Linked DNA regions of Mus musculus: regions 2 and 3 are each linked to region 1. A link is a loop called in an ENCODE intact Hi-C map of the cell type or tissue named here. Cell type or tissue: left cerebral cortex. All regions are shown on one strand. Each heading gives the region's core, and the rest is flanking DNA. Links, peaks and the distances in the headings are about the cores only.

Region 1 (7,916 bases), core at 1,482-6,481:
GTGTTGGATGTGTATTCATATGAGCATACATGTACATATCTGCATACATAAAGAGATGCAAGAAGTGTCTTTATCGGTCTCTTTCTCACTTGTTTTGTTAGACATTGATTCTCACTGAACCTTAGTTCACTAACTTGACCATAGTGGCCACTCAGAGAGCTCCAGAGATTTCTTATCTCTGTCTTCCCAGTTCTGGGATTAGAGATGAGTACACAGTGCTTTTCATGGAGATGACATTCAGGTACTAGAAATTCTGCAGCATGCACTTTGCTGACTAAGGCACCACCCTAGTTCCATGAATTATCATTAAATTAGTAGAACTATCTATTGATTTTTTTCATTCAAACAAGTGGGCAGTTCATTTATCAAATCAATAAGGATATATTAAGTAGCAAAGTATCAGACACTGTGGTCTGATTTTTTCCCTTTATCATTCCCTTCTTCATTCTTTCTCATTTGCTTTTCCATTCCCAAACTAATACTAAAGAGAAGTATAATAAACAAACAAACAAACAACAAGAGTAGCAGGAGCCTATCAAGCAACCCCAGTCAGGTCCATAAAGATGAGGAAAGACAGCTAAAGGAGATATTTTCACATTGCCAGGTAGATGGGGTGAATGGGAATTAGTGATGTCTTCCATAATGACAGGCAGTAATAGGAGATTATTAAATCCCCTCTTTGTTGGGATGCATCAAATGACTGTAACATGGGAATGTACACTGGACTGTACAGGCAAGATAAAAAACTGAGACAAATATTAAAATCCAAGAGAGAACAAGCAGTAAATCTAGATGGGGTAAATGCTGCATTTTGGAGTTTCCATCATCAAAGGAATGTATTGGAAATAAACAGCTGTCTTCATATATACTTGCACTTTAGTATCCTCATCTGTATTACTAGAATCTAAGAATATACGCTTGTTGAGATGCCTTCTGGTCCTGAGGCACTGTCTGTGTTATATTGCCTAACAGCACATATGACCATAACAATATAGCATTTAATATTAAAGTAAATTTTAAGTTAATTTAATAGGCTTAATTTATATCAGCTTGTGTGAATTACAGAGGCAAGCTTGATATGATTATTCTCTGTTTATAATATATTTGAGACTAAAAGAGAGAACTCTCAGGTTTTGTTCCATAAAATAATGACTTAGACCTAAAAATATATACTGTGCACTGACAAAATTGCCTATAGTTGTGGAAAATCACTCCTTAAATCTAGTGAGCAACATGATATACACAGTCTTTTTATTTTCTTTATTTTTAAACAAAGTTACTGAATTCATGCTATTTACTGGTTTGTGTTTCTGATTACAAGATGCTGTCCCCTGCTGTTTGCTAAAGATTATACCAGCTCAGAGTCACCAACCCAGAGAGAAATAATATGACAAGTTTATTTGATCTTAACATCAGAAGATCAAAATGTGGACTTCTGTGTATCTATAGAAGAAAAACCACCTTGGGGACATCACCTTCCCTCTGCCCAAGTTGTCTCACTGCAGTGACCTTCATTTCTAGACAGGGCTTTGAACAGAACAGCTGATGCGCTGGAAGCATGAGGATGGAAGGCCTTATTTACTAAGCAATTATTTCTTCTAAAAGACAGCTTATGAAGGATCTTAAACCCATGTATCTATTAAGCATAACTGACATCCCTGATGGATTTATATATAAACACTTGTGTGTCTCAACTAAGTTTGCATGTGTGCTTTTAGGAGCGTTCCCTTGCTGAGTCTTTATTTCGGTTCACTTTAACGAAGACCACCCAGCAGTATAAAACAGTGCCATCTCTACAGAACTACAAACTCTCCTCCGGGGAACCACACTGATAATAAGAGCCAGTGTGTTCATGACTGTTTTCTATATGACAGGCTGCTCTCTGTGTGACCGGAAACTTGAATTCATGGGAAATTAGAAGAAGTGAAATTGACTGGATCTGGGTTCAATATTTGGCTGTCATTTACCAAGTATATCATGACATTTCACTTTGCCTGCCTTCAAAATCGTTCAGCTGTTTGAATATTAAATAAAGTGATGCATAAAAGAGGCTGCAAAACATCATACAGAAGCGTGATTAATAATTGACTATGAATGCAAATATGAATATCAGATGACCAGTTCAGTGTCGTGTAGAGCAAATAGGCAACTTTGGTACTGTAGATAGGCAATGAGACACTAAGCAGAACTAGGACATCTTCCTTGATTCTCTACTTAGCATCATTCCTTCCTTTTATGTCACTCAAGAGAATACTTAACTCTGAAGGGTGATAAAGGTGTCTAGTAACAGCTGGTATACCTCGGTTTGAATTACCATACTGTTGATCTTCCCTATGCTGTCTATTTCCCTAAAAAGAATTCCTAATACCTTTCAATTTACTTTTAAAAATGGGGGGGGGGCAACTTCTCTGAACCCATCCAGAGCATCTAGGGAAAGAATTTTCCAATGTTTCCCCAGTGAGTAAATGATGCTTGACCAACACAAACTGACGTTATAACCAGTGGCTTACTAGTGTTTGTGAATCAGGCCATGTAACATCTTTTTAAATATAAAAGCATTAACTCCTTCACAAATTCACATTGTACATGTGTAACAACTACATCAATGCTCTCACAAACCTATTGAGAAACCATAAGCAAATGAAGCTGAATCTGCGACGAGGGTATTTTCCCTTGCAGGTGATGACATCTGAAATCCATATTACCGCTTCTCCTTCGCCTTCAAAGAAATGTATAGATATACATTTTTGAACTCCAAAGAACTAAATATATAGGGGTTTGCATATAATATAAAAGGGAAAAGAACATTTGTCATGAACTTGGATAGGCCTTTGATATCCCTGTAGTAACACAAAAGCTCTTATCTTATTTCCCAGCCATAATTTTTTTTAAACATTTGCACACTCTGTTTGAGCCAAGAGTGGTATCTGATATTTGGAATGTTATAAAACAAAACCACAAACACACACACACACACACACACACACACACACACACACACACACACACACAAATCAGATGACCAAATACACCATAAAAAAAGGCCCTAGGAGAAATGAAACAAAAATATTTATTTACCTTCACTTTCAACAGGCACAGTCGCTAATATTTATAATCATCACTTTAAATTTCATTTGACCTCATATCTCAAATATGCTTGGGAGACTTAAAAATGACTGACTGTAGCTAATGGAAAGAGTTTTGTGATAATTATATACCAGAGAAAAATGTCAAAATATGTAACTATTTTATCATTGTTCTATGGTCCCCGCTTCTTAGGAAAGGCAGTAGAGGTGAAATTTGCCAAGTGCTCTTCTAACACGGGGTGATGGAAAAGCCCACATTCAGGAGCGAGGGATGCTGGAATTGAGTTGTCAAGCTGTCCCGAATGTCTTGTACAAACTGAACAGGCCAATTTACTGCAACACTGCCTAGACTGAAGGCTCCTATCTAGCCTTTACACTTGTTTCCTCCTGGAGAGATTACCCTGCTCCCCCAAGCTTTCCCTCCCTGGCAGCTCCTGACCTACCCTGGATTCCTCCTGAAAAACCAATTCTCCAAAGGAGAGCAGTCTTAATCCCTACCTTGGGACCAGCGTGCTGGACTTCCCAGAGAGGCTCCTACCATCAATCTGAAAGGAAAAGCTTAGTGTTTGTTGATAATTTTTAAATCAAGTGGTGAATTGATTTCAATATATTCTCTTTTGTACCTTAAAACTCTCAGCTTTCGGGATGAAAACCAGCAAGCTTTAAAAAAAATAAAAAATAAAAATAAAATTGACAACTCCCACACAGCCTGAATTGCTTTTTCTGATTACAAGCCTCGGACGCTGAGGGGCTGCTTTAAAACGGCGTTTTTCCGACTCTCCCCTCCAGGTGGCAGCAGTGCTACACCTCAGTGGTTCCAATCCCTTTTTCCCTGACTTCAAGTGTTAATGCAATTGACCAATCACTGCTAAGATGATGGGAGGTAATTGGGTAATTGTATTTTACTGATCTCTAGCGGAGAAAGGGAAAGGGAAAGGGGCAAGAAAGAGGGCCAGAGGAGGGGAAGGGACTGCAGTCCTGGAACGCTTTGGGGAGTCAGGACCCTAAGTAACAGGACCTGGCATTGGTGGAAAGTCTAGACTGGCAGACGCTGCCAACCGCTCAGTGAGCGCTTTCATTTATCTGGGAAGAGAGAAGAGAGAGGAGAGGGAGAGAGTTCACCGCGAAGTGGATGGAAGGGGAGCCGGGACTATGGCACTGAGACCGGCGCAGAGCAGCTGCGCGCCCGAGGACGAATCTCCTCCAGGAGGACCAGCGGGCGTCGGGAACGGCTGCGCACAGAGGAATCAACTTGTGGCTCCAGACCGTCCCCAACGCAGCTGGAAATGAGATCAAAGCTGCAGTTTCATTCCAGAAGGATGAGAGGAGCCAGTGATTAGAGAATTTTTTTTAACCCTCTTCATTCCTGTTTCGTTACCCCCCCCCCTTTTTTCTTTAAATATATTTTTTGAATATTTTTTTTTCCTTTTTAAAATTACCTAACACCACGTCAGCCCCTTCACTTTGTTTTCCCTGCTTGAAATAAAAGCCTAGCCTGAACTTCCACAACCTTGGGGACTCGAGATCTACTGCTGGATGATGGAGAAGGGGACACCAGTGCTGGCAGGGGCCGCTGGCGAGGGACCGCATCGAGCGTCTCTCCGGTGATCCCTGCCCTGATCGCCCAGTTCAGCTATACCTGGAGGACCTGTACCCAGTGCTGGGAGTGGGGGAGGGGACCCAGTGAAAGCCACCCAGAGCCTTAAAAAAAAAAAAAAAAAGTAGCTGACCGGGGGCGGAACGGGTTTGTTCTTGACAGCTGACGGAGCCTTGAAATTTTCCTCCTCTACCTCCGCCCCCTCCCCCGCCCCTGCCCCCCGCACTCCATTTAACGTGAGATTATGAAATCGCAGAGGCGGTGGAGGGAAGGCGACGGGATCTAACAGGGAGTTTGGAGGGGCGAGGGGGGAAGGTGGCTGGGTGGCTGAAATCAAAAATCCAATTGCGCACTGGGTTGTGATGAGAAATCTAATCAGATCTTTGACGAAGGGGCCGGCCGGAAGGGTAGCCGGTGGGGGCAGTTGATCCCTAAATTCTCCGAAGGGAAAGCTGGGGAAAGGAATCGAGGATGTAAAGACAAGACTTTTTTGTTCTTCTTTCTTTCTTTCTTTTCTTTTCTTTCTTTTTTTCCTTTTCTTTTTCTTTTTTTTTTTCTTTCCTTTTTTTTAACCCCCGGAGGAGGTGGCTTTTGGGTGCCTTGCTAAAATGAAGGATACGGGACGCAGCTCTCTCTTGGAGCAGAACGCAGAGGATAAGGTGATGGTGCCAGAGAGAAGAAAGAATGAAGCTTTTTCTTGTGAGACCTGGATCGTAACATAAATGTGTATATGGCCACACGGAGAGCATTGGGGGGAAAAATGAAATAAGCTGATGTCAGACCTGCGGGGTTTGGTGTATTCTGACATAAATAATCATAAAATAGCTGTCCCCCTCCCCCAAGGATGTTTGGAAATGAAGAACTGAGGATCCACAAAGAAAAAGTGTGCTCATTTTTCTCTGTAAAAGAGAAAGTACGCCAAGGAGATATTTTTGGAATGAAAAGTTTGGGGCTTTTTTTAGAAAAGTAAAGACCTGATATATATATATTTTTTTTTCTTTTGGAATTTCCCACAAGAGGAGAGGAAATTAATAATACATCTGCAAAGAAATCCCACTGAAGAAAAGTTGACCGTGGAAGAAGGAAGCATTGATTGGGAAAGAAATCAGCAGAGGACCCTTGGATCAGTGCCCGTGTTGACTAAAATTGAAGGATAATTGCAGTTGGATTTTTTTTTCTTCACCAACCTCCTTTTTTGTGTGTTTTCTTTCTCGTTTTCTTTTGGTGTCAAGACCGTGCATTCTTTCTTGTTCTTAACCACCTGGATTTCCCTCGGGATGTAGCTGTGCTGAAATACAGTGAGTGATCCTAATTTTCTTATTTATCAGGGCAGAAATTGTTCATTAATTTAGTGTTCTGGTTCTCTTTCTTTCCCCCTCCCCCCTCACTGTGGTTTTTTCAAGGACCCGGCTATTGGGAACAAGAAAATGAGGGACAGGGTGGCCCACGCAGTTGTTCCATCAAGCTGTGCTCACTGATAAGCTGGACTGCTATAATGATGCAGGTTGTCTGCATTCTACGCAAATGCCTTTGCAAGTGTTCAGTATGGAGAAGAAGGAAAGAAAAAAAAAGCTCTCCATGAAAGCTGCTGCAGTGTGGGGTGCGGATGCTAGTGATTGACACTCTAGAATGCATTTAAGTTACCAGGAAACCCCAGAGTTAGCAGCACAAATGTTGGCTATTGGAAATCGAAGGGGCCCAATTTAAATTTCATTATCCAACCCGACACTGCAGATCAACAGAAGTATTAACACAAAACTAAGATACTCAAGCAGGTGAAGGATGGCTTCTGGCTAATTCATAACAGGGAATTGTGCGGTGGCAGAGGAAGTGGTAGAGCGCTTCCTGCACTCCCTTGTCTAAATGTGGTCTTTGCATCCCTGGGGGCTTCAGTGATGAAACTGTGACTGAAACAAGGAGGACCCATTCACCCCACCCCTTGTAACTTCAGACTCCCTTGGTTTTCAGAGAAGTGGCACTCAGATTGTAAAGGACCTGAATATTTAGCATAGGCTTTGTGAGGAACCCTCCAAACACCACTAAGATACAGCTTTTGAGAGAAAAGGCAGACATTTACCGTCCTGCGGTAACTTAGAAAGGAATACCAAAGAACAATTTGTGTGTTGAGTACCAAAGCTTATCATGGACCAAGTTTGCTTTGAAAGAAAGAAGTCAATGAAGACAAACAAACCAACAAACAAAAGTAAATAATAATTAAATAAAAGAGAATGTTGCATGTGATTTGAGAGGCTGGGACCTACAGGATCACCTCCCCCTCCTCCACCTCTGTCAGAGTCTTAGAGCTTGTCTGCGATACAGAAATGCTTTCACCCCCACCTATGACACCCACCTCTCTCTGGAGGCTTCGATTAGAACCATGAACTGTCAGGTAACTTTAGAACTATATCACACAGGCTAAGCAAAGAAGAAACTGAGGCCAGGAGAGAAACCATAATTCCTTGGTTAATGACCAAACAAGTCTGAGACAGATGACTCACACAAGCCTCAGAGAAGCAGACAAGTTTTGAATCCAAACTAGGAAGAAATCTGGCACATATATGAGGCTCACAGCTGCCATTTTTATTTGGGAGAGAAAGGCACAGTGATCTAGAGATGATGAAGTAAACTTCTGTCAGTGTAGACAACAAGATTTCTAAGTGCCAACATCCCTCTCCTCTCCTCTCCTCTCCTCTCCTCTCCTCTCCTCTCCTCTCCTCTCCTCTCCTCTCCTCTCCTCTCCTCTCCTCTCCTCTCCTCTCCTCCCCTCCCCTCCCCTCCCCTCCCCTCCCCTCCCCTCCCCTCCCCTCTCCCTCTTATCCCCTCTCCCTCTTATCCTCTCTCCCTCTTATCCTCTCTCTGTCTGTCTCATGGTTCACAAAACTCTGGCTTTAAAATATTTAAATCCCAGAAGATCCACAAGTCTGAAATATCCCAAAGGAGATAGAAGGCAGCTGCCTCCTGAGTGCCCTGTTAGTGCTGGGCACGTTTATTGCTCTGAGTGGTAGACTCTAGAGAGTCATTAAGGATCTGTGGAGTTAGATTTATATTAGAGAGGTGATAATAGAAACCAGAAACACTCTGCTAACAGCATCTATGTCTGTTCTTTCGCTCCCATCATCTGTTCTTATCCTTCTTGTTATTCCTTAACTAAGGTAGCCTACAGCAAAGCACTTCCCTAATTTATTTCTCTAGGCACATGTTTCCTGTTGGGAAACACAGATTCTGTAGGAATT
Region 2 (7,916 bases), core at 922-5,921, 880 kb before region 1:
TTTTAGTATACTTTTTGCACCACTAAGAGAAATTAAGCCAGAAGATGGAGGTCTGTGTAGACATGTTTCACTGACATGTGGAGAATGCCATTCACTGTGGAATCTGGATTCCATGAGGAAAGAAAAGAATCACTGTCAAGTCTTCTGAAGCCAGGAGTCTGAGAACTGCCACCATTCAGAAGAGGAAGTGTGTGTCTTTTCAGGTCTTGCTTCTGACAGTCAACTCTTGGATTGTTAGTTGGGTCTGTGCATAGCTGCTGGAAGCTGCTTAGTTAAGGATTCTGGTATCAAATACTTTCTGCCATAGTCACTCTGTCTCCCTGGGGTTAAGTGTTGAAAACACGAGATTGTAACAAGTCTAAACCAACACTTGTTTTGGCAAGCTGGTTAACCAGGCTGGCATTTACCAGGAACACCTCTACCTTGCATCATGTCTTTTTTCCTTCAAAAATAAAATAGATAGGAGGATAATCGTAGTTCCTGGTCATCTGCATCACAGCCTATCTATTTCTAGAAGGCCTGGAGAATACTTTCTTCCAAAATCTGTTCTCAGTGGCAGCCGTTGTCTTACTGAAATTGCTTTTTCTGCCTCCACCAGCTGGACACTCAAAAACATGATATGACGAAGTCCTATTTAATTTTGTCATCCTATCATCTCAACGAACGAGGAATGTGAAGCCTCATCCTGATATAACAATTGTGCGTGGCAGTTTCACATCCAGAGTGGGAATGGCATGCCTGGCAAATGCCTTCTTCCTGTCAGTGATTTCTTCACATGACATCCTCCCACAGGTTGTCTTGAAGGGCAAGCATTACCAACTGGGAATATTGTGTACACAGATATGTCATCGGCTATATTGGCACTAGCCCTTTGATGGCTAACTTTATTACAGGTATCATTGTAATAAATATTAGCCAACATAAACATTGGTACCTTGAATGCTTAATGCAGTGGATGGGGAAGCTGAAACAATAGAGGTTAAATTTGGCATATAAATTTACCCAATCATGTCACAAGGCAACCTGGCATATTATGTTGTATAGTGATAGCATCCGCTTGATCAGTAGTCATCCCTTTATGTGCATTGGCTTTCTTTGTCTGGCCTGTTGAATATAGAACTATTTGCATTTATCAAAGTAAAGACTTCCACTTTAATTTTTAATGCTACTTATCTAAAGCCAATACCTTCAAAGGGGCTTTTTGTGCATCTCTCAGCAAGATTCCAGGGTTGTAATTATAATTCTGCATCTAACTTTGCCGGTGTTGGAATGTTATGACCAAAGCAACTGCCTTCCACTTAGTTCCTAAAGTGAGATTTTCAAAAACTATAGGATGTATGTTCTATATCATGGTAGAATTTTTGGTAATGGGTCATCAAAACGATGCCATATTTAGGATGAAAGGTAAGGGCCATGGACCCCTTATTTTCATTATCCACATTTCTATGTAAATTCCATCTTCATGGAAAATAAAGCAAAAGGAATAGTGAACCACTGAGAATGAAGTGAGTTTAAGGGGTCTTTGAAGCAATAGATCCTCCATGATGGCTACAGCCCAGGAAATCAAAAAGAAGAGCACAATTGCAATGCACTGCCCTCTACTGATCAGGCATTACACAAATGCAGCTCCTATATCTTATCAACCCTGTGTTAGTTGAATTTTTGCACATATACGCGTTTCCTAGACAATCACTTTAATATTAAGTAGATCTCTCTTTTATAGCTTCTTTTCTTTTTTATTAGATATTTTCTTCATTTACATTTCAAATACTATCCTGAAAGTCCCCTATACCCTCCCCCCACCCTGCTCCCCAACCAACCCACTCCTGCTTCCTGGCCCTGGCATTCCCCTGTACTAGGGCATATAATCTTCGCAAGACCAAGGGCCTCTCCTCCCATTAATGGCCGACTAGGCCATCTTCTGCTACATGTGCATCTAGAGAAATGAGCTCTGGGGGTACTGGTTAGTTCATATTGTTTTTCCTCCTATAGGGTTGCAGAACCCTTCAGCTCCTCAGGTACTTTCTCTAGCTCCTCCATTGGTGGCCCTGTGTTTCATCCAATAGATGACTGTGAGCATTCACTTCTGTATTTGCCAGGCACTGGCATAGCCTCACTATTGCATGGAATTTCCACTTCATCTTTCTCCAGCTTCAGAGACATTCCTGTAAAGATTACCACCATGGCTGAAAGCACGTTCCCATAGCTTTAGGATTCCCAGTTATATGATTAACAACTCACAGAATGTCACTTGCCTTAATCATAAAATGGCAATTTTAGAAGCTCATTTTCAAAACTTGGTAGAAGGAAGAATGGAATTAATTATACAGAGAGTGCAAATTTCTCTAAGGTGCATAGGTAAACTTGGGGGAGGGCAACTGAATTCTTTTTCTAATTAATTGATGAAGTAGAACTAGTGTTATAGGAATGGAAATTTAGAGTTGGAAAGTCAAAACATTTCTGCAATTCTTTTAATTTTTTTTTATAGACAGAAAAGGTTAATCCAATATCTGCATAATCATTTTTGACATCACTTCATTTTTAAACACAGGATTTTAAATCTCTCCATCCATTCACCAACTTATATATGATGACTACATGATTATTAAGGAGACAGAGAGTATTTAAATAATCTATACTCAGTAAAAAGTTAATGTGTCAAGTAGGACAAGAACTATTTCCAAGGAAGGGAATAAGAATGTGTTGCTGAAAAACTTGTCTGGAAAGGCTCCTACCAGGCTGAATATAAAAACTTGATTGTTTTTCTCAGGGTGTGTGGACTTATACATATACATATATATGCATGTGCTTATGTGTGTGTTTGATTATTTTGGGGTACAGAGAAAAACCTAAGCAATAGTGAAAAAAGAAAACCCACGTAATACATAAAAGCTAAAGAAATCAGCGTTTTTTTTAAATAAACACTTCTGAATAATTAACTTTTTTGTGAAATTTTGCCAGTGCCAAAATCTTTCAGAGTAATATAATCTCCTGAGATGGTTTATCGCACTTATTAAAGATGCAAAATTATTATTTAGAAGAGGAAGGGAAGGGCTTCAGATCTTTGAATTTGTAAATAGGCTGATGTTAGATGAGGGTGGAGAACATTCTTCATAGATTCCGAGGAAGAAACAATTTACACATGAGGGCTGTGGAAACGAGGTTGGGTAGCATCTTCAAAACTATGGAGTTAGCACTTTCCTGTAAGGAGCTTTTGTGTGTAATTGATTTTCCCTGTGAAATTAATGAACTCCTTTCCAAAAACGCAATTGGAATCACCGAGGATGAACTTGGAGACTCAATAACGCCAGCAGGACTTGAAGGGTTAATTCTTCAGTCACCACTAGGTGTCAGGTTGGGACTGGTTTTGGGAACTTGCAGGCTCTGACTGGCTTTAAGTGAGAACAGACAACCTCTCTGTTCCTTTCTGCCACCGTGCTGCTTCCTTAAATAGAGACTTTTACACTGCATATGTCAAATCTTTGGAACCTTTCTTTTTTGTCTCATGGGTGTTTACAGCATTTAAACTTTTCACCCCAGCATGAGCCTCACAGGAAGGGAGTTTTGAAGAGGAGAAATACAATTTAAAGGGGGTCAGCATTTGTGGGCAGATTCTTTTTGTCAGTATCCCCCAGAACCTTCTTCATTCTCTGTCACGAAACACTTAGAGTTTACATGCAAGTTGACAACTAGGTTTGCTTAGGCCCTGTAACCTTCAGTAGAGATAAAAAGCACCGAAAGCAAGGAGGTGCAGACTCACTATGTAATTTTGAGCATGTAGTAAAGGTTTGATTCATTCATCTTTACATCTTTAAAATGAGTATATCACTTGAGTAAGAAAGAATACATAAATTTTATAAAATCTCCCTAGAAACTGTAAATTAAGAAGTAACTTTATAGTTAAGGTCTTGATTCTGAGACAGAGTAAACCATAAGCTTGGTGCCCTTGTTTGCATAGAGGAAATACCACTAATGCAAAACTGCAGTGCTTGGATCTCTTGTAGAATGTCACTGGAACAATTCCTTATAGGAAGGTTAGCATGGCTGGGGTATTATAGGCAAAGGATGGAGCTGTGTAGGAAGAGAAGATGTAAAATTAAAGAATTTGACCATTATGTTAAATAATCTGACGGAATTACTCTAGCACAGGCAGCAATCAAAATTGTATACAGAAGAAATATCCAAAAGGTTCACAATAAAATCTAAGCTAATTAATATAGCCTACACGGTCTTATCCATCTTTGCATCTTCATATCAACTTTTGCTCCATTTAATTGCCTTGTAAATCTGTAATCTAGAAGTGGAATTATTTTATGACCAAAACTACTCGTCACTGAGAGCCTTTCTCAGCCCATTTTGATCATGTTAGCACAGCTCAGCTCTCTCTGTGGTGAGTACAATCACCAGCTCTTCATTAAGTCAGTTCAATACCATGCATTGATATATAATACAGTTCTAGGCAAAGAGACACGAGGAAGGCTAACGCTTTATGGTCCAAGTTTAAGAAAGAAACATTTAAATATACAGATAATTCCTGATTTGAGGTATTATGCCATATGTGCCAGGACAGCACACCCACGATCTGATGGTTAGCAAAAATGTTGTGTAAAGCTGAGCATGTGGAGTCTATGGAAATACCAGAGGCTTTTGAAGATGAAATTGAACTACTGAACAAATCCAAGAGCAACTATCTTTTCTCCCACTGCTTGTAAGAAATCACTCAGTTTTAGAATACATGGTAAATAAAGTAGTCATCTTTTATATTACTGTAAAAATCAATAATATAGAGAGTATGGAGAGAGAGCTCAGAGAATAAGAGCATATATTGCTTTTCAGAGGATCTGGATTCTTGTCCTAGAACCAGGCATCTCACAACCACTTACAACTATGGATCAGAGGGCATCTGACACCTGTGACATGTGTGGGCCTCACCACACACATATTCATATGTATAAATTAACACCCACACATACATAATTAAAAGTATGTTTTAAAATAATATAGCATTACATGATTAGAGCCATGAAAGGACATAAAACCCACGCTCATGCAACAATTATTGAGCATGATGAGTTATTAATGGTAAATTCTTCATTACACATGCCCACTAGCTTTTTTTTTTTTTTTTTTAAGGAAAAGAAAGAGTGACTGGAGATGAAATCACTAAAACAGTTAAAACCAAGTTTTAGAGTCTTTTTTTCTTCAGTCTTTTCAATTTTCCAGTGAATGTAGAATATCCAAGAGACCGGCTTTCCCTTTATAATCCTGTAACATCTGAGCTCCGTAATGATCTCTGCATTATTTCGGAGTCTTCCTGTATATTAATAAAAGCTTGCTCACCACTAATACTCACGCAGCTCGTGTATTTAGTGAAATGCCCCCGCGGAAATTCTCTTTTCCCAAGACCACTGGTGGGTGCTGCTTTTGCATCCCAGGCTTCTCACTCACACCTTCTCTTTGCCACTTGCTTTTTCTAAGTGTTATCGTACACAGGGAACCTAGGTGTTATGCTTCCTTTTTATAGACTTGAATTTGTTCTTAGCTTCTCAAACCTGCATGTCACCACCTCCTTGAAATAACTGCTCTTTAGATCCAACTCTAGTTTATTGACATTTTTTCCTAAGTACTGAAAAGTCTTGTTTTTAATAACAGAAATAATAGATATTTAAATACTTTCTGACTTCTCACTTCCTGAAAAGATGATATTATACCAGAATTATTCTTTCAGGCTTAGTACCTGCAATGCTTATTCATAAAAATCATAGGTTGTAACACACTATTGTTTAAATAAAGTTATAAACAATTTATACATGTAAAACTTGCAAATATTTGATGGTTAAGGTCAAACAATAGCTAAGAAATAAGACATAAAATAATATAACTTTATTGTTTCAAAATTCTGTGGAATTGTTCCTTCCCAAAATTATCTGTTATTATTTAAATGTTGGGATCCAAGAGCATATCATCAAATTATGATGGTCTTTAAAATAAGGAGTACATTAAATGCCATATATCTGTTTTATACCCATAAAGTTTCTACTCCAGTCTCAGTGAGATATGTTAGTGTTTGGTATTGAGTTCAAGATGAAGGTGATGGTAGCGAGTTGTGATAGAGTGGGTAGATTTTTACTGCCACTGATATCAGTTTATGGATGCTAAACACTTCCTGGTCAATCGGCACTTAGATGAGATGTTTATTTGCATTGATTGTCGATTATTTGCTTACCCACTAACCTGCAATGTTTATGTTGTTATTTTCCTCTATACATGATAATACACCTCTAAAACCTCCTGAGTGTTCCTGTTAAAAAACATGTGTGTCATCGTCTGTCTTGAGGGGCAGTGCCTTGAAAGATACTAAGCAAACAACGGACAGCTGGGTGGCATCCAGCACTTCCTAGGTGTATGAGTCAGAAGGAATATCTGTTTATGATGCAAAGGCATCCTATGGGAATCAAAAGAAAGCGATCCCTATCTCAGTTTTGGTTTTGCTGGAAAAGAGTTTAGGGAGGCTTTTCCGGTCTCCTTCAAACAGGTGCTGTTCAGTGCTCAGCTACTTGCTGAAAAATAATTTCACACCTGCAAATTCTCTCAAGAACGAAGCGCAATGACATAGAGGACAGGCAGGTAGATTTTCCTTTCTTGTTATTTCCTGACAGTTATTTATTTATTTAGCACAGCACCAGTCAGATTGCAGAGCCCAATAAAATGATAAGGCTGCCCTCCCGAATGTCAGGATAGGTATCAAGATCCACTCCTTTAGGGGCCTTTTAGAAATAGAAAGATCCGAATCTGAGCTTTATCTGCTAAAAAGCTTATTTTCTAAAATAGTGTTGTCTTATGTTGTGCCCATGAAGGACGCTTCTGTGTGTAGACATCCCAGGCTTATTTCACTGTCAGACAACAGCAAAAGGCTTTACTTTATTTACTACAACACTAGGACTTGATGAAGGTGCAGTATCAACTTCCTGTTCCAGAAAACCGGAACTGTTATATACGACTTTTCTTGCTTTTGACCAAGAGTCCACTTCTTATAGTTTAGTCCAGTAAATCACAGAGGGAATTTCAAGTTGAAAGCAAAATTGCACATCAAAAGTTTCAAAGATAAGTATGATATTACACAAAGAATGAAAACCTTCATCAGACATTTAGTTTTCTGTCTACAATAATATATGATTTGATGTCTTGGTGGAGCCTGGTATTGATGGCCTTTATCTCCAAACCTGATAAATATGGGTTATAAGTGAAAAGGAAACCTTGCAGAATCACCAAAATATTGTGGGCATGTGTGTGTGTGTGTGTGTGTATCCACCAATCTATATACCTGCCCATTTAACCAACTATCCATCTTTGTTTTAGCGTATACATTCATTCATCTTTCTATCAGACTGTCCAAAGTGAGACCTACAGGCAGATGATGGGCCATGACAGAGATGGATAGTCAGGCCATTGATTCAGAGATGTTAGTCCTTGCCCTTTCATTCCACATCTATATCCAAAAATTTAGCATCGTGAGCAATTTCTATTACTTAAGCTTTGAGTCAAGTGTTCACCAACACACAGCTTGTGTTGTTGAATATTTTCAGGAATGGAATTTGAATCTCCTATATTTCATGTGCAGCATATCTTTAGTGATCTCTACTTCATCGTTTGCACCTGTCATATGCTTTTATGACATGTGCCTTGGAGACTTGAGAGAAAGCTCAGTAGTAAAGGTTGACTTAATGGGTAAGCCTTAAGGCCTGAGGTGATCTCCAGAGTCTATGTATAGGTAGAAGAGACAATGTTACAGAGTTGTTCTCTAACCTCTTCACAAATGCTGTGGTACATGCACAACTTCCATGTCTTCTCTACGCTCCCTTCCTCCACCCCCCCCCTCTCTCTCTCTCTTTCTCTCTCTCTCTCTCTCTCTCTCT
Region 3 (7,916 bases), core at 922-5,921, 1.1 Mb before region 1:
TGGCTTCTTTAAAATTATGTATATATATATCTTACACAATTGCCATGAAAAAGCATCTAATATACTTCAAAAATCAAAGGCAACCATATATCCAAGGAATAAGATCTTGTTGGATCACATAGGCCTGTAAAATGTCTCATACTAATTTTTCTTTCTTTCAAATAGTATGCAAAGAATAATATTTGAAGAATTTTGGAAGTCTTCTGTGAAACATCTAGGTTTACTTTGATCCAATTCAATGTTTTTCAAATTTATTCAACTATGGAAGACTCTTTCATGGAACATCAGTTAAGACTTAGCAAATTAATACTGCCCCATGAAAGCTATGTGTCAACAGCGACTTAAATAACAGTTGTACTGTGGATGGGAATGTGCTTATTAGTCAACACTCACATGATTCATACACGAGTGTATACAAATGAAATCTTGCTTTATGACAGAAGTCCCTTAGGAATACAGGTTTGGGGTATTTACTCATCTTAAATGAGGCATGGAAAGCATGCAACTGGATGCTTTAATCACAGTTGAATTACAAATTCAAGTTGGGAAACCAACCTCTTATCATACTCTTAGAGGTCTGCTCACTCTCTTTAATAGTGGAATATGTGACCATTTGTCCCTGGTAACAGCATTCACATTTTCATAAAATATGATTGTAGGGACATGTTGATATTGTTCAAATACACATGTTGTATTGCATGTACAACAACCAGTATGCAAACATATTATATTAGATCAAAACATTTTTTAGTTCGATATGCTCTCCATTACTTTTAGTAATTGACATTGTACTAAGGGGCAGCATCAATAGCTGAGTCTGAATGAACACCCAAGAACACAAACCCTGTGGACTTTTAATTTCCAGAGTCTTTTCAGACACCAGCAGCTCTCCGGGAAGACCAGGTAGCCTCTGCATTGCTGAGGGTGGCTGAGAGGATCCAGTGGTTTATAGAATGCAGGATGGCTATGAAATGCATTCAGATACTGCTTCTTTTCCTAACACCTCAGCCTCAAAACAAAACAAAACAAAACAAAGAGCAGGCAAGAATAGAAAGAGTATTCTTAGCTGAGCCAGCATGATATGAATGCTGCATTAGCAGCTGCTCACTGAGCCGCAGCTGAGCAGATCTGCAGTCTTCAAGCTGCCCCACATCCTTCCTTTAATACCGGCTGCAGAAATTCCCTTGTGTCCTTTCCAAGCAGGAAGTCTAACTTCCTCAGGATGAATGATCTTTCCAATCTCCTTAGAATAGGAACTACCAGGACATAGATGGTAAGAATGCCTTTCGGCACATCAGAATAATAATGAAGTCTTATATTTATATAACTCATGATCATGGACTCCTCCCCTATGTTTTATATATATATATATTACTTAAAATCAGAGGTGGTCTTACATAAATGTAGGAGGCAGTGAAGATCTTTAGTCTCATTGATTTCCTTTGAAAGTAAAATCCTCAGAGAAGTCTATTAAACTGACTTCCATTCCTTATGCATTTTCTTTATTCCCAACAGCAGTGGGAATTCTGCTTTCTTCAGGTAAGACGTCTCCCACAATGGAGGAGATTGATGAGATATTCTGTAACAATAACTTGTGAGTCTTGATATGCTCACTGAGCAATCTGGGATGAGAGAAGAGGCTTGTGAATGTACATTTATAGGATAAGAGCAAAGACAGTTACAGGCCCATGGGTTATTATTGAATAACCACGGTGGACCTATGATAACCCATGCAGAGAAACTCTCTTAAAGGCCATTCATCAGCCATTTATTTAGTACATTCAATGGCAAGGGTAACACATGGAATGGGTCTGCTTTTAAATGAGGATCTAAACATGTAGAATTATGGGATACTAAGAACAATTAAAAAAATACATAAAAGCCAGATTTACAATTCAAATTATTTTTCTTCTTTCAAAATCAGTGGTTTTAATCTAAACCTATCATGGAAATTACAGAGAAATCAGAGTGACAGCATTTCAAGAGAGAAAAAAGGTTACACATGATTGAGGGTAACATTTCCCCCTAAAACTTGTACTTCAAATTATTAAATAATAAATGGATATAGAATTCATAATTAAATAATTTCTATTAAGTAATTTCAGGGTATAATTTCCCAAATTCACTGATTTTCATAACATTTACTTTTTACCTTTTGTTACTCTCTAAACATTTACCTTAATGCTGTCATTGAGAAATTGTGGCATTATTTGGTCATATCAGGATATTTATTATTGGTATTATTAAACTATCGGGATATATATTGGAGAGTTGGAGATACAATATAACCATCCCTTCAACCACTTATATAACATCCTAAGAAACAGCTGATATGTCCCACTACTTATGAAATGTCCAGGTTGAGTGGGACACAGAATACTACGATGCTTTGAAGTACATCATGCAGATAGTAGGGTTTATTTATTTACCCCTCCTCCATCACAGAGACTAAAAAGGTCTCCGTTCTGGATTTGCTTTCTGTATTTTGGAATGAGATTGCAATGAAGCAAAAGGATTTAATTTTAAACCTCATCTGCATAACATTGGCCATGGGGACAGCATTTTATAAGGGATGGAGAGGAGTGTATCTGTTTATGTGCCTGTGTTTGGGTGGGGATAGGACGAGTGCATGTGTGTCTTCAGTGTGTATTTCCCCCCACGTTTTCTTTGCTTTTATCTTTATTTCTTTGTCTATTTTGTAAACTGTTTTTAAAATTGTTTTAGGTTAGCTTCCAAGCCATGTGTTTTCTTGGAACTTTGATGTAACAGTCCCATTTTATTAATTAAAAGTCAGGTCATGTCTGATGTTGCTACAGCTCTACGAGAGTAGCACCCCTGTTATAATGCCATTCTTTTTCTTTTCTTACAAAAACATAGGACCCAGCTATTTCCCTCCTTAAGCCTAGCCCCCCCCCCTCCCGAGTAACTGAGACTATAAGTGTATTATACTTCTATGCCCTGCTTAAAAGAAAAATGTTGCTTTAAATATTCCATCAAGTGTTTCTCTGGCTCACTCCTGTCATCAGTTTCATTCCACAGTGTGAATAAGTGTCCTGATTGGTTTTTGTCAATTTGACACACATTTACACATTCCCTGGAAGAGGGAAGTTTAACTGAGAAAATGCCTCCATAAGACTGGACTGTAGTCAAGTCTGCAGGGCATTTTCTTCATTAATATTTGATGTGGAATTGTCTAGCCATTTGTATGTCTTGCCACCCCTGGGCAGGTGGTCCTGAGTTGTATAAGAAAACAAACTGAACAAGCTATGAGGAGCAAGTTAGCAAGCAGCATTCCTTTATAGCCTATGCTTTTGTTCCTGATCCCAGGTTTCTGCCCTGAGTTCCGTAGCTGATGCACCTGTAGCATGAGACAATCTCCACAAGTTGCTTTGGTCAATGTGTTCTATCACAATAGAAAAAAGACCTGGTAGAGCAATACACTATGTCACCTTTTAAGAAAATGTTATTGGAAACCATATACTAAAGTTTTTATGCTTAATGTTGTCATTTATGAAATGAGAAATTTTGATGAGGAGTCCTCTTGGCAATGGTCAGCACTTCAGATCGCCTTCTTTTCAGTAGATCAAAAATACTGAAAACATACCTAATATAACTTCTTAACATTTTTAAAAAAATTATTACTTTTTTTTCCTCCCAAAGTTTGCCAACTGCCTGAACAAAAGAATCATACCACTTAATCAAGATAGATCATTTCAACCCATCTTTTCTCACTGGGTACCACTTCATGGACTAGAGCCTCTGTGGAAAGGACTCTTCTGTATTATTTTTTGTATAATGTTCTCCTGAAGCTGACCACTAGATGTCTCTGTGATCACATGCTAGGCCAAATCAGACACATGGTCAACCACTTCAGTGAAGATGAACCTCACTGCAATCCCCAAACCCCAGATACCATTGCTACAGTAAGCCTTCTCTACAATAACCTAAGTAGGTGGCTCTAGACACGCTGTTTGACTATGTTTATATGATTGTGCAACTTAATATAAACACTTAGGTTCATCCGTACCCAGGAGAATCTGTGAGTGTGAAAGTTCCATTTCAATTGGTCTTGTACAAGTGAATATGCATATACTTACACACACACACACACACACACACACACACACAGAGAGAGAGAGAGAGAGAGAGAGAGAGAGAGAGAGAGAGAGAGAGAGAGAGAGATATAGAAACAATCTATCAGAATATGCACATGAAAATAAGAGATGATGCTTAGTGTTCAAAATGAGGCATGGTAACTATGGGTAGAATTGTTCTAAGATCTCTGGACACAGCTTCCCCAATGTCCCTTGGTTTGGGGACCTGTTGTTCTTCATAGTCCTTTCTCACATTTTCATTCTTTTATTTATTTTTTTCTATTTTCTCTCTCAAATGTAACTTTACCTGAGTAAAGACCAAGAGCCTATATTGGAAACTGTTTGTTTTTAACTTAATGCTTACAAAGCAGCCTACATCACAAGTTATTAGGAAATGCTTTTGTTGGAATGTTACCGGATGAGAGAACAATCCACTTGCACAGTAGAAATGTAAAAAGGAAGGTTAAGATAAATTGTTATTAAAGTACAAATCAATTAATATGATTTCATACTTAGAATTGTTATGAATGGAGATATTTAAATTTTAAAAATAATTTTGTTTGCTCTTAACATTATTAAGCAATGCCTATGTGTATGACAATACATTTTCAGATCAGCCAAGGAAAGCATGAGAATAGATCCTTAAACTCTGACAGTATCCACCAGCTTCTATCTTTGCTTTATATGAATCATACATATGGTAGTAGTCATGTAAAAACAAGTTGAGAGGAAAGAGTAAGTAAATGTTCTTAATGATTTGCACTCACATGAAAATCATAATTTTTAGAAAATAGTGCTGTACTCAGACTATCTGTAAACATTTTGGAATTAAGTCATAATTATATTCTTTCTACAAAGAGTAAAACAAAATTGAACTCAATTTCCATCCATCTCAAATGGTTACAGACTCCCAATGGATAAGAGGATACAACACTGGCTGTTTGTTGTGATTTTTAACAGTCACTTCCAGTGTATTTGGTCAGTAGTTCAGTAGATCATGCTGATCTCCTTAAACTGAGGTGCAGTTATTTCCTGAGGGCAAGAACAATAGCTGTAAGGAATTGGCACTCAGCTGTCTGAATTTACTTTTTAGCCACTTGAATGTGACAAAAAAATGCCTACAAAGGTTTACTAGCTCATGTTATTTCCGAGAATCAAAGAAGAAACAGAGAAGCATGGCATTTTCAATTCTGAGTGGTTTAAAAATGGGTGATAATAACTAACAATTACAGATCTTACTATGAGTTGTAAATTATAAGGGACTGTATCTTTAAAACAATAGCTTGCATTTATTAAGTGCCTTTTATATACCAGCTGCTGTTCTTTGACCTTTGCAATAAATAAATCATTTACTCTTCACATCCAACCTTATTACCGTTGCTGGGATCTGAGGCACAGAAAGGTTAAAAAACTTGTTAGTATCTAGAAAATCAGACTTGAACCCAGAGAGTTTAGCTCGGCGCTCCCTGGATCACTAGCTTCTTAGGAAATTTTTGAATGGTACTGGGGTTGCTTTATTTGGTGTGATTGATTCTCTCTCACTGCATATTTCCTAAACATCGTCATTGGCCAGTTTAGCCAGAGTAACAGTACCATTACTTTAAGCCTCCCTTTTTCTTCCATCGAAACTCTCAAGAGGCCTTTTGATTTCTTAGGTCTGTTGCCTTCAGAATGTTAGGTAAATCAGAAGAGTTTTTTAGTTGCAACATTTTATTTCTTATTATTCATGTTTAACCATGACAAATAGTGCAAGAACTCATAAGGACATTTACAGATCTCCTCATGGCTATTTCCCTTCTATGCTTAAGTTCCCTCTTCTATTACTTTCATTCATTGCCTAGAAAACTGCTTCTTTCTTTCTGTCAAATATACAAAAAATACTTAAGTATCTTTATATAATTTATAAATAAATTCCACAAACCCAGACACTATTGTGGATACCAAGAAGTGCATGCTGAAAGGAGCCTGGTATGGCTGTCTCCTGAGAGGCCCTGCCAGAGCCTTACAAACACAGAGGCATGTGTTAGCAGCCAACCATTGGACTGTGCATGGGGTCCCTAATAGAGGAGTTAGAGAAGGGACTGAAGGAGTTGAAGGGGTTTGCAACACCTCAATGAGGGAACACCCTCATAGAAGCAGGGGGAGGGAGGATGTGAAAGGGTGTTCTGGGAGGTAGGGAAACAGGGAAAGGTGATAACATTTGGAATGTAAACAAAGAAAATATCCAATTACAAACAAAGCAAAACATGTGAGGTACATATTTTCAAGTCAAGTCTGAATTATTTATTTAGTGAGACAATTTTTATTTGCATCTTTTTTTCATTTCTGTGATGTAATTTCATTTTTATAGCCAAATATGTGCATGTGTATATGTATAAGTATGTGTGTGTATGTGTATACATGTAGTACAATATATAATATGTATGTATGTATGTATGTATGTATGTATGTATGTATGTATGCATGTATGTATTTCCTCTCTATACCTCATTTGAGAGGCTTATTAAAACTTTCTGCTTCCTCATTACTGTACCTACACTCTCGTTACATTTCTCAAGTGCCGCAGCGATGCCCTGAACTTGGGCTACAGGATAACAGCTCAAGCACATATTCATTGTTCCTACAAATCAGAGACTCATCAGGATTTCTAGGCTTTGCTTCAAGCTGTACTGATGCCAGGTAACTTCACAAAACCTTTGTCCCAGAGTCCTATCTGATCATGCAATTTTCTATTTGCATACATTTTCCTCTTCTACTTGGACCACCCAATTACATGAAAGATGTTCATGGCTTAATAAAGTAAAAGATGTACTGAACATCAGTGGTGTCCCTATAAGACCGCCTGGTTCTGTGCGCATTGTTCACATTCTTCCCTGCGGTACTCAGTGCTGCATGAATTTCAGCTTTATGGGCTGTGAGGATTATTTAATTCCTTAGGCTTCAGTATAGGCTTCAGCAAGTATGTGATAATGTATACACTATATTTGGCACTCTAGTACTATATTTCATATACAGTTTCCTATTGTGTTATGAATAGTTATGAAAGAGGAAAAGAAAGAGAGAAAAAAGTAAAACACACCATTGCCCTGCTCTGCTATGCCATTTGTCTTGATGAAGGAATGTTATTATCTACCATTATGACAAAACTAACACTTGAACGTATGCAAAAGGGCACTCAAGTTGTCCATTGAATTTTCATGGAATTTCAAGGTAATTTCTCTTCTAATAGCAGCAGTGGTAGCAAGAGAAGCAGCACAACTGCCACTACCATAATCATCCTCACAGTCACCATCATCATCCTGACTACCACAACATTCCCTATCACTACCACCATTATCATCATCAACACTACCAATGCCATCAGCACCAAAAATCACCATTACTATGACCATCACCATCATCATCACCACCATCACTACCATTAGCATTATGGTCATCACTATCATTACCTCCAGCACAATCGCTACCATCAGAGTAACCATCAACATCCACCTTATTGTCATCACCACTACCAACACTACCATCATTATCTTCATCAATATCACTATCAAAACCACCAAGAATAAAACAGTAGACTTTACCTATTCTAAAGACACATTTCATTTTAAGTTTTCTTTGCCCATGTGTCTACTCTTGTTAAAAATTTACTCAAAAGTGATGAACAATACACTTATCTACATGGTATGGAATACTCAGTTAGCCTTAACTATTCTTTCCTTACCTAGCACATGCAGGTTACTAGCTGAATCTTCAAGTTGGCCTTAAAAATATAAGTTAGAAAAATGCAAGTCAATGAAACAAACAAACAATCAAAATACTTAA

What was found. Hi-C counts contacts between places; a loop is a spot of excess contacts. Peaks named below come from ENCODE experiments on the same cell type or tissue, not always from the same donor. Only the 100,000 strongest peaks of a DNase experiment are listed, where the experiment ranks them.
Region 2: a loop joins it to region 1, with 9 times the contacts of the local background. A loop is called at or near these places in 8 of 42 quality-filtered maps.
Region 3: a loop joins it to region 1, with 4 times the contacts of the local background. A loop is called at or near these places in 3 of 42 quality-filtered maps.

Annotation. Positions count from the first base shown.
Region 1 is chr2:97,462,440-97,470,355 of GRCm38, forward strand. It overlaps Lrrc4c (leucine rich repeat containing 4C), which reads left to right. Exons shown (of 9, transcript NM_001363047.1): 6 at 5,701-5,981. Among named protein-coding and RNA genes, the nearest start is that of Gm22313, 230 kb to the left of the region's middle. In left cerebral cortex, for the core only: a CTCF peak has its summit at 3,877 (motif pointing right); DNase peaks (open chromatin) are centred at 3,507, 3,941, 4,800, 4,942 and 2 more places; H3K4me3 peaks cover 2,983 bases; H3K27ac peaks cover 2,968 bases.
Region 2 is chr2:96,582,499-96,590,414 of GRCm38, forward strand. The region is part of intron 2 of Lrrc4c (leucine rich repeat containing 4C); the gene reads left to right. Among named protein-coding and RNA genes, the nearest start is that of Lrrc4c, 270 kb to the left of the region's middle. In left cerebral cortex, for the core only: CTCF peaks have their summits at 1,601 (motif pointing left) and 3,333; DNase peaks (open chromatin) are centred at 3,367, 3,965 and 4,533; H3K4me3 peaks cover 311 bases; H3K27ac peaks cover 2,199 bases.
Region 3 is chr2:96,333,732-96,341,647 of GRCm38, forward strand. The region is part of intron 1 of Lrrc4c (leucine rich repeat containing 4C); the gene reads left to right. Among named protein-coding and RNA genes, the nearest start is that of Lrrc4c, 20 kb to the left of the region's middle. In left cerebral cortex, for the core only: a CTCF peak has its summit at 3,818 (motif pointing right); DNase peaks (open chromatin) are centred at 1,051 and 3,822; H3K27ac peaks cover 850 bases.